Linked DNA regions of Homo sapiens: region 1 is linked to region 2. Evidence: read pairs that join two places in POLR2A ChIA-PET (ENCODE). Cell type or tissue: OCI-LY7. All regions are shown on one strand. Links, peaks and the distances in the headings refer to the core of each region. The heading gives the core; the rest is flanking DNA.

What was found. Peaks named below come from ENCODE experiments on the same cell type or tissue, not always from the same donor. Only the 100,000 strongest peaks of a DNase experiment are listed, where the experiment ranks them.
Region 1: POLR2A ChIA-PET joins it to region 2 with 6 read pairs; 3 of 35 experiments call an interaction of 5 or more read pairs at or near these places.

The regions. Positions count from the first base shown.
Region 1 is chr10:26,429,064-26,433,465 of GRCh38, reverse strand. No RefSeq gene overlaps it. Among named protein-coding and RNA genes, the nearest start is that of APBB1IP, 7.1 kb to the left of the region's middle. RefSeq lists an enhancer at 2,440-2,789. In OCI-LY7, for the core only: no CTCF peak of the experiment used is centred there; a DNase peak (open chromatin) is centred at 2,385.
Region 2 is chr10:26,370,798-26,375,199 of GRCh38, reverse strand. No RefSeq gene overlaps it. Among named protein-coding and RNA genes, the nearest start is that of APBB1IP, 65 kb to the left of the region's middle. In OCI-LY7, for the core only: no CTCF peak of the experiment used is centred there; a DNase peak (open chromatin) is centred at 2,169; H3K4me3 peaks cover 2,472 bases; H3K27ac peaks cover 3,415 bases.

The DNA.
Region 1 (4,402 bases), core at 168-4,167, 58 kb before region 2:
TTCAAGTAGAGAATTGTATATAAGAATCCTTTGCCCAGAGAAGCGTGGTTCAGAGTTAGAGATATACATTTTGAGTAATCATCATATAGGTGGTGATTTATGAGATTGCGTAGAGAGACTATGGTGTGGGATGAAACAGAGGCCTCAGGCTAAGCCTTAAGGAACTCCACCATCCAAAGCAAAAGACACAGAGCCCACAAAGAACACAGAGGAAGAGCTTTAAAGGGGTGGATGGAAAACCAGGGGAAAGTTCTGTGGAAGCCACAGTGTGGGAGGATGTGGTCAGTGATATCCAGAGATGTTGCAAGGACAAGTCAGACAAGACTGCAAAGTGGCAATTGGCTTTAGCAATGTTAGTGACCTCAGAAACCAATTGTAATAGCATGTTGGGGCTGGAGGCCAAAGTGGGTTGAGGGGTGAATAGGGTGTGAAGAAATGAAGATGGTGAGCAAAGCAACACTTGTGAATAGTTTGCCTATTGTATTGATCTGTTCTCACACTGCTAATAAAGACATACCGGAGACTGGCTAATTTATAAAGAAAAGTTTAATTGACTCACAGTTCAGCATGGCAGGGGAGGCCTCACAATCATGGTGGAAGGGGAATGAGGAGAAAAGTCACGTCTTACATGGCAGCAAGCAAGAGAGCATGTGCAGAGGAACTCCCATTTATAAAACCATCAGATCTCATGACACTTATGCACTATCACAAGAACAGTATGGGAGAAATGGTTGCCATTATTCAGTTATCTCCACCTGGCCCTGCCCTTGACATGTGCAGATTATTACAATTCAATGTGAGATTTGGGTGGGGACACAGCCAAACCATATCACCTATAAAGAGGAGAAAGGGGACAGGGAGGCAGTGGTTGGGAGACATGAAATTGAGGAAGATTTTATTTATTTTATTTTATTTTATTTTATTTTATTTTATTTTTAGAGACAGGGTCTTGCTCTGTTGCCCAGGCTGGAGTGCAGTGGTGTGATCATAGCTCACTGCAGCCTCTAATTCCAGGGCTCAAGAGATCCTCACACCTCAGCATCCCAAAGTGCTGGGATTATAGGCCTGAGCCCCAGTGTACCCAGCCTTTTATGTATCTTTTTAACATTATTTTCAAACAGGAAGAATTGAGATGATAGTGAGGAGTTGACATTAACAAGAGAGTAGAAATAATTGATGGTGAAAAGTTTTCAAGATGGAGGAAGTGGGTTGAGTCCAAATGAAGGTAAATGAATGGGCTCCCAGATAAGAGAAAAGAGACCTCCTCCATTTTACTGGAAAGGCAGAAGGGTGAGTTTAGAGTAGATAAGGATCTTCTTTCATATGGCTGTAAGATAAGGAAATTCTAATCTAAAGCCTCTGTTTTCCTTGTGAGAAGAAGGTTCATCTGCTGAGAGTGAACTATGAGGTAGGCCAGGCATGGATTTGGGGAGCTGGAGAAAGTTTGATAAGGTCATTGAAGAGAATGGGAGAGAGAGGTGATCAGAAACATGTAGTGGGATTTCCAGGCAGACTGAGGGTCCATTTGAAACTGGCGATCATGAATTATAGTGGAAGCCATCTGCTCGGTTGTGCCTCTCTCCTGCAGGGCTAGGTTTGGAGAAAGTGTGGCCGCCATGGGAGTGGCCAAACAAACCAGATGGAAGGATGGGTTATTGTGGTCGGAAGGTAGGCAGGGTGAACTTGCTTCTGGAGGTAGTGAAATAATGTGTGCTGACATAGACCAGGGGTGACTGTGGGCCTGAGTGGCTGAGATGACCAAGGAAATGAGAGGCTAAGGGGCTATGTGCATCATCCCAGCTAACTGTTTAAGTCACTCAGGATTGGAGTGGCCACATCATTTATTGTCTCAAGACCGGGACACTTTTGAGAGTACCAAATTGCCAAGTGGATCGGAAGCTAAGAAACAGTTGTAGGCCACGTGCAGTGGCTCACACCTGTAATCCCAGCACTTTGGGAGTTCAAGCCAGGAGGATCGCTTGAGTCCAGGAGTTTGAGACCAGCCTGGACAACACAGCCACAAAAAATAAGAAATTAGCTGGGTGTGGTGTGTGTGCCTGTAGTCCCAGCTACTCAGGAGGCTGAGGTGGGAGGATGGCTTGAGCCTGGAAGTTTGAGTCTGCAGTGAGCTGTGATCATGCCACTGCAGTCATCCAAGGTGACAGAGCAAGACCCTGTCTAAAAAAAAAAACTTAAAGTATAATAAAACATATAAATAAATAAATAAGTATTTAAAAAATAAAGACAGAGACAATAATCTAAAAAAAAAAAAAAGACAGAAACAGTTATAATTCATGACTGTCCCAGGCAAACAGAATGATGACAGGACTTCAGGTCATCTTAAAGGGTGACAGGGAGTCACGTGTCAAGGTTTTGAAATGAGAAAGCAGAACTGGATTGTTTAGTCAAGTGGCATGAGCCTCAAAAGAGAAAGCTTTTTTCGCTTGCTTTTAGTTTTGTTTTTAATAAAAAGATTAGTCATTTATGATTTGCAAGTAGCAGTGAGGAGCATAGAGAACCATAAACTCACCTTCCGAACTTAAGGTGGCTGGAATTTAAGAGAATAAACCACTTTCTTTTGAGAAAGCTGCAGTGGAAATGGTGCCCTCAGGGCACAGTTAAAGCCTGAGGTTAGCAGAACACTCCAGAAATAGCTTCAAGATACAGGAGTGGCAAGAAAGAGTTTGGGAGGTGGGGAAGAGAATGACCCATGGGGCCATGAACACAGAAGAACAGCCCATCATGGAGACGATGGTGTGGGGGAAAACCCCCCCAGGTGGCATTCTCTTTGGACAGTGACCAATGAAAACAGACTTCAGTCAGAAGCAGTGGCTCACGTCTGTAATCCCAGCACTTTGGGAGGCCAAGACAGCCAGATCACTTGAGGTCAGGAGTTTGAGACCAGCCTTGCCAACACGGTGAAACCCCGTCTCTACTAAAAATACAAAAATTAGCCAGGCATGGTGGCGCATGCCTGTAATCCCAGCTACTCAGGAGGCTGAGGCAGGAGAATCCCTTGAGCTGGGGAGGCGGAGATTGCAGTGAGCCGAGATTGTGCCACTGCACTCCAGCCTGTGTGACACAACAAGACTCTGTCTCAAGAAAATAAAAGCAGAATTCCTCAGGTATTTCGGAAGAAGATGGTTAGTGGCTAAAAGATGTGTGTTATAGAACTGTAAAGAAACTCAGTTTACACTGAGTTGGATTTGACTGTGTCTCACTACCTCACTCTGTTGGCAAGCCCATCAAATCCAACATGTATTCTGGCCAATCTCTTCCTGACCAAAGTACTTTCACCTTCTGTAAGGGGACCCGGGTTGACTTGAAGTCAGAATCCTGCTAGCTTTTTCTTTTTCTTTCTGTCATTCTTTTTTTTCACAGGTAATTTTCTTTAGTTTAGCATTTTATAAAGCTTTGTCTATTTATTTTATTTGACTTGCCCTCAATTGTAGGGGATATTAGTTTCTGATTTAAATATCTAGCTTATTTTTAAAAATCTAACTTTTATGCCATCTGTAGTAGACTGTATTTTCCAAAGCTAGTCATGGCCATATCTTCCTTCCCCATTAAGAGGTAGGATCCATTTCTCTCCCTCTCCCTTGAATGTACTTTGACACATAGAATAGAACAGAAGTGATGGTGAACATAGTACTTAAATCCTGCCTCTTCTGTCCTTGAGCAGTCATGAAGAAGTCCTGGCTACTGTGTCGGCAATGAAGCCACATGGTGGGGCATGGAGGCATCAGATGTGAAGTGAAGACACCATTTTCACTGCCCAGACCCAGGAAAACTTCAGATGATTCCAGCGCCAGCTGTCCTCTAAATACAACTGCTTGAGAGACCAAGGGAGAACCACTGCGCTGAGCCTCATATCCCTGAAAGATGATGATAAATGGCTGTCTTAAGCCTCTAAGTCAATGGTCTCCCAGGGACTAAGTTCATGGCACCAGGGACTGGGTTCGTGGAAGACAATTTTTCCACAGATTGGTGGGGGGGATGGTTTCAGGATGATTCGAATGCATTACATTGATTGTGCATTTTATTTTTATTATTATTACATTGTAATATATAATGAAATAATTATACAACTCACCATAATGTAGAATCAGTGGGAGCCCTGGGCTTGTTTTCCTGCAACTAGATGGTCCCATCTGGGGGTGATGAGAGACAGTGACAGATCATCAGACATTAGATTCTCATTAGGAGCTCACAACCTAGATCCCTCACATGCACAGTTCACAAGAGGGTTTGTGCTCGTATGAGAATCTAATGCTGCTGCTGATCTGACAGGAGGTGGAACTCAGGCAGTAATGCAAGTGATATGGTTTGGCTGTGTCCCCACCCAAATCTCATCTTGAATTGTAGCTCCCACAATCCCCACATGTCATGGGAGGGACCTGGT
Region 2 (4,402 bases), core at 250-4,249:
CCTATTAACTGGTCAGGAGAGCCATAAGACTGCTCTATTTAACAGATGCCCAACACTGTTATTCTAGAGAAATTTTAAAAATAAATTTTTTAAATTTTTCAAGGAGTCATCTTGAGAATTGTAGCCTGTGTACAACTTCAATGATAGCATCATGGTAATGAAGGTCAGGCTGTGTTTCTGCAGAGCAATCTGGAGCTTAGTTTGAATGCCTTCATAGCCATGTTCACATTGACCTGAGAGTAAAATTTTGATGCTTTATTTTTCACTTGAGTAGCCCAGGTTAATGGCTTCTTAATAATTATAGTCAGTTTTTTTTTTGGTATCTGGTGGTACCTCAGGGCTACAATGCTGTAGCATGGACATTCACATCAGGATTTACCAACAATTATATGTTGAATAGAAAGTATCAAATGAACAACATAAAAGCAAAAGGTCAGCAGGTGCCAGAACAAATGCTGGGTATTGAGCATGGATGTGGACTTCTGACATGATTTAAGGCAGCTTTAAGGAAGTAGCAAGATAAAAATAAATTAGAGAAGGATGAATAGAGTTCCATCCAGTTTGGGGCCGTGCCTACGCCAGACTGGTTCGCTATAAACTTGGCAGTTCTAACTGATGACAATGCAGAACCACTTCCTTAGTTTCCATTATAATTTGATCTTAATGGCTAGAGAAAGCTCTCCTTAGTCCATTTTCTTCTGTATCATAAGCAAGTGCTCTCATTTCACCTGTAATTTGAAGACAGATCGTAACCTTTAGACTGAATGTGATAGAAAGTAGCTGCTAAAGGGACACATATATTGCAAATACATGAAGCAGCTGATTCCAACTTTTGTTTTTGTGTTGGACACATGTGTTTGCATTTGTTTCAAATGATAGCTGATTAAAATTTGAAAGTAAAGTATCATATAAAACTACAGTTTGTTCATTGAAATGATAACAATTCAGCAGTTTTAGAATTTCCCTTTATAATTTTCTTTTTACAATTGTTTACTAGATATTTTTACATTATGATCCTGTGGAAAACTTGTAAAAGTCGTTTAGACCACATTACAATGGTAGTTTAATGCACCTAAGTTTCTAAAAAATAATTGAACTCTGTTTTAGAGTAGTGCTGATATGATTAATTTAAAAAAATGTTGCATTAAAAGATGGTGAATCTTATATCTGTCAGGGTCCAGACAGGTAATAGAGATCACATCAGTAATAGAGATCACATCAGTAATATATACAAAGGACTATTTAAGAGAAAGATGATTAACTAGGGCCGAATGAGGTGGCTTGTGCCTGTAGTCTCATCTACTCGGGAGGCTGAGATGGGAGGATTGCTTGAACCCAGGAGTTTGAGGTTGTAGTGTGCTATGATTGTGCCACTGCCCTTTAGCCTGGGCAATAGAGTGAGACCCCATCTCTTAAAAACAAATATTATTAACTAGGAATTACAATTAGTAAAAGGGAAAAAGGAAAATTCCAAACAACACAGCAATAGCAAAGATAGGCGACAGTTACTCCCTTTAGGGCTAAGGGAAAGAGAATCCACGAAGGACAAACTTGGAAGAGGGATCCCCACCAGCTGCGGACCAGCTGTGGCCTAAGGCACTGGTAGCCTATGCCGATGAAGTTCCTGAGCTGTCTCTGACCCGAGCTGGTCTGCAGTAGGTGGGGAACCCTCTTCCAAGTTTGTAGAGTTTGGGGCTGGTGAGAAGGAAGTTGCCTGCCTAGGAGCCAGCCAAACTTGGAGGAAGGTGAACATCAGTAGGTCTCTTGCATGCCACTAGCAGCCTTGCTTTAGGAAAGAGAAGAAAAGCATACCAAAATCAGGAAGAATCTCCTCCCTCTTCTGGCATCCCTTCCACAGCCTATACAGAAAAGTTTCACTTCGTGGCAGCAAAGAAAAAAAAATGCTGTGTCTCACAGAGCACTGCAAAGAAGGGTGGATGCTACAATAAGATACCACTTCACATGTACTAAGATGGTTGTTACTGTCCAAAAGGTGTCAGAAAGACAGGTAACAAGTGTAGGTGAGAGTGTGGAGCAGTTGGTGTCCATACACTGCTTACGGGAAGGGAAAGTGGTGCAGCTGCTTTGGAAAATAATCTGGGAGGTCCTCAAATGGTTAAACATATAGTTAGCATATGATGCAACAGTTTCACTCCCAGGGATAAAAATAAAAACAAAAAAGAGAAATGAAAACGCACATCCACATAAACACCTGTACAGAAATGTTCCCAGCAGCATTATTCGTAACAGCTACAAAGTAGACACAACACAAATGTCCATCAACTGGTAGAATAAATATAATGGGGCATATCCATACAATGGAATGTTATTTGGCAATAAAAGAAATGAAGTACTGATATATGCTACAACATGGGTGAAAGTTGAAACAATGATGCCAAGTGCAAGAAGCCAGTTGCAAAAGACTAAATATTTTATGGTTCCATTTAGATGAAGGGTCCAGGATGAGCAAAACTATAGAGACAGAAAGTAGATTAGCAGTTGCTGAGGGCTGATGGGGAGAGGATGAAGAATTGAGAGGTGATTACTGAAAGGTATGGGGTTTCTTTTTGGGTTGATAAAAATGTTCTAAAGTTGATTGTGGTGATAATTGTCAACTCTGTGAGTATTAAAAACTATGAAATTGAAAATTTTAAGAGGGTGAATTGTACAGTACATGAATTACATCTCAATGCAGTGTTACAAAATTTTTTTAAATTAAAAAAGGGTGGATTTGGAATTGAGAGGCAATAAATTGATAACTGGCAAAAATCTCAAAAAATGGACAATAATGTAGCAATTTTACTTTGTTAAATTTAAATACATTTTTTTTCTACGGAAGCTGATAAAAATATCTGAAGCCTAGACGTGTTAGGTGAGTTGCTCAACATGTGGTTTTCCTGACTCCTAGTCTATTATTTGTTGTACAGGACAATACAATTTCAAAGGAGTCTCTAAGGAAAGCATTCTAACAACCTCTGTTCTTCCCAGAGAGACATTCCCTGAGAATGGTGTGGCAGAACTTAGTTATTTCTGATTTAGAAGTGTTAAAAGGGCAAAGTATCGAGCAAGGTGAAAAATACAGGTCTGGATGTGAACATGACCTCAGGCCCAGTTATGAAAAACAGTTGGTTGGAAAATATCTTACCAGTCTGAAGATGAAGGGACAGCTGATGGGTTGTAGGAAGCATTTTGAATTAAATTACCAGGAAGTTTTTGAGTTTCGATAAATATAGACTTCTTTCTTAATACAAAAGAAACTCCATTGCTTACACGTACAACTCTTGCAATGCCTTACATTTTAAACTCCCAAGACATAAACCAGTACAGAAGTGATTCTGGATTAGACCTTGAATAACTTTTCTGTCTTTGATAATTCACACCCCATATTGTTTAGTTATAAATTTTATGTTTATCTGTAGATGATTTGTAATGGTCTTTCTCATTTCCATTTCTCTTCCAGCATTGTTTCTTCTGCTTCTATTTTGACAAAGCAGGACATGGAAGCCACATGTCACAATCTTTAGTAATATTAAACAGGTTGCTTCTAGTTGTATTTAAGAGAGGATTTTCTTCCGTGAACAATATAAATACCTTAACTAACAAAGATTGTTGGTTATATTTTGGAGATTAACCTTTCTGAAAAGATCAGGCATATGGAAAATATTTTTCATTTTAATGGAAGAAAATATAAATTTTGTACTAACTAAAGTAGAGATATACTTTAAAATAATTTTTATCTTTTTCATCATGGTGTCAAATAAACTGAAATTTTCAGTGTATCACCTAATGTTATTTTTAAAACCAATGATAATTTTTAGAGTTTGATCACCCTCCTGCAAGAAAACAACTTCATACCATATTAGTTAGGGATTCAAAAATATTAATAAGCCCTAAATGCCTTCATCAAAAAGTTAAAAAATATCAAATTAACAATCTAACTTTTCACTTAATAGAACAATAAGAAAGAACAAACCAATCCCAAAGCTATCAGAAGAAAATAAATTACTAAAATTAGAGAACTAAATAAAATTCAGATGCAAAAATCCATAAAGAGCAATGAAACCAAGAGTTGGCTCTTTAAAACAACAAACAAGATTGATAGGCTGCTAGCTAAATTAACACAGAAAAAAAAATATCGAAATCAATACAATCAGAAATGACAAAGATGACATTACAACTGATACCACAGAGATACAAAAGATCCTCAGAGAATACTATGAACCACTCTATTTATACAAACTAGAAAGTCTAGAGGAAATAGATAAATTACTGGAAGCAGTAATTTATTGAATCAGGAAGAGATTGAAACCCTGAATAGACCAATATCAAGCAATAAAATTGAATCATTAAAAAAAAAACTACCAACCAAATAAAACTCTGGACCATATGGATTTACTGCTGA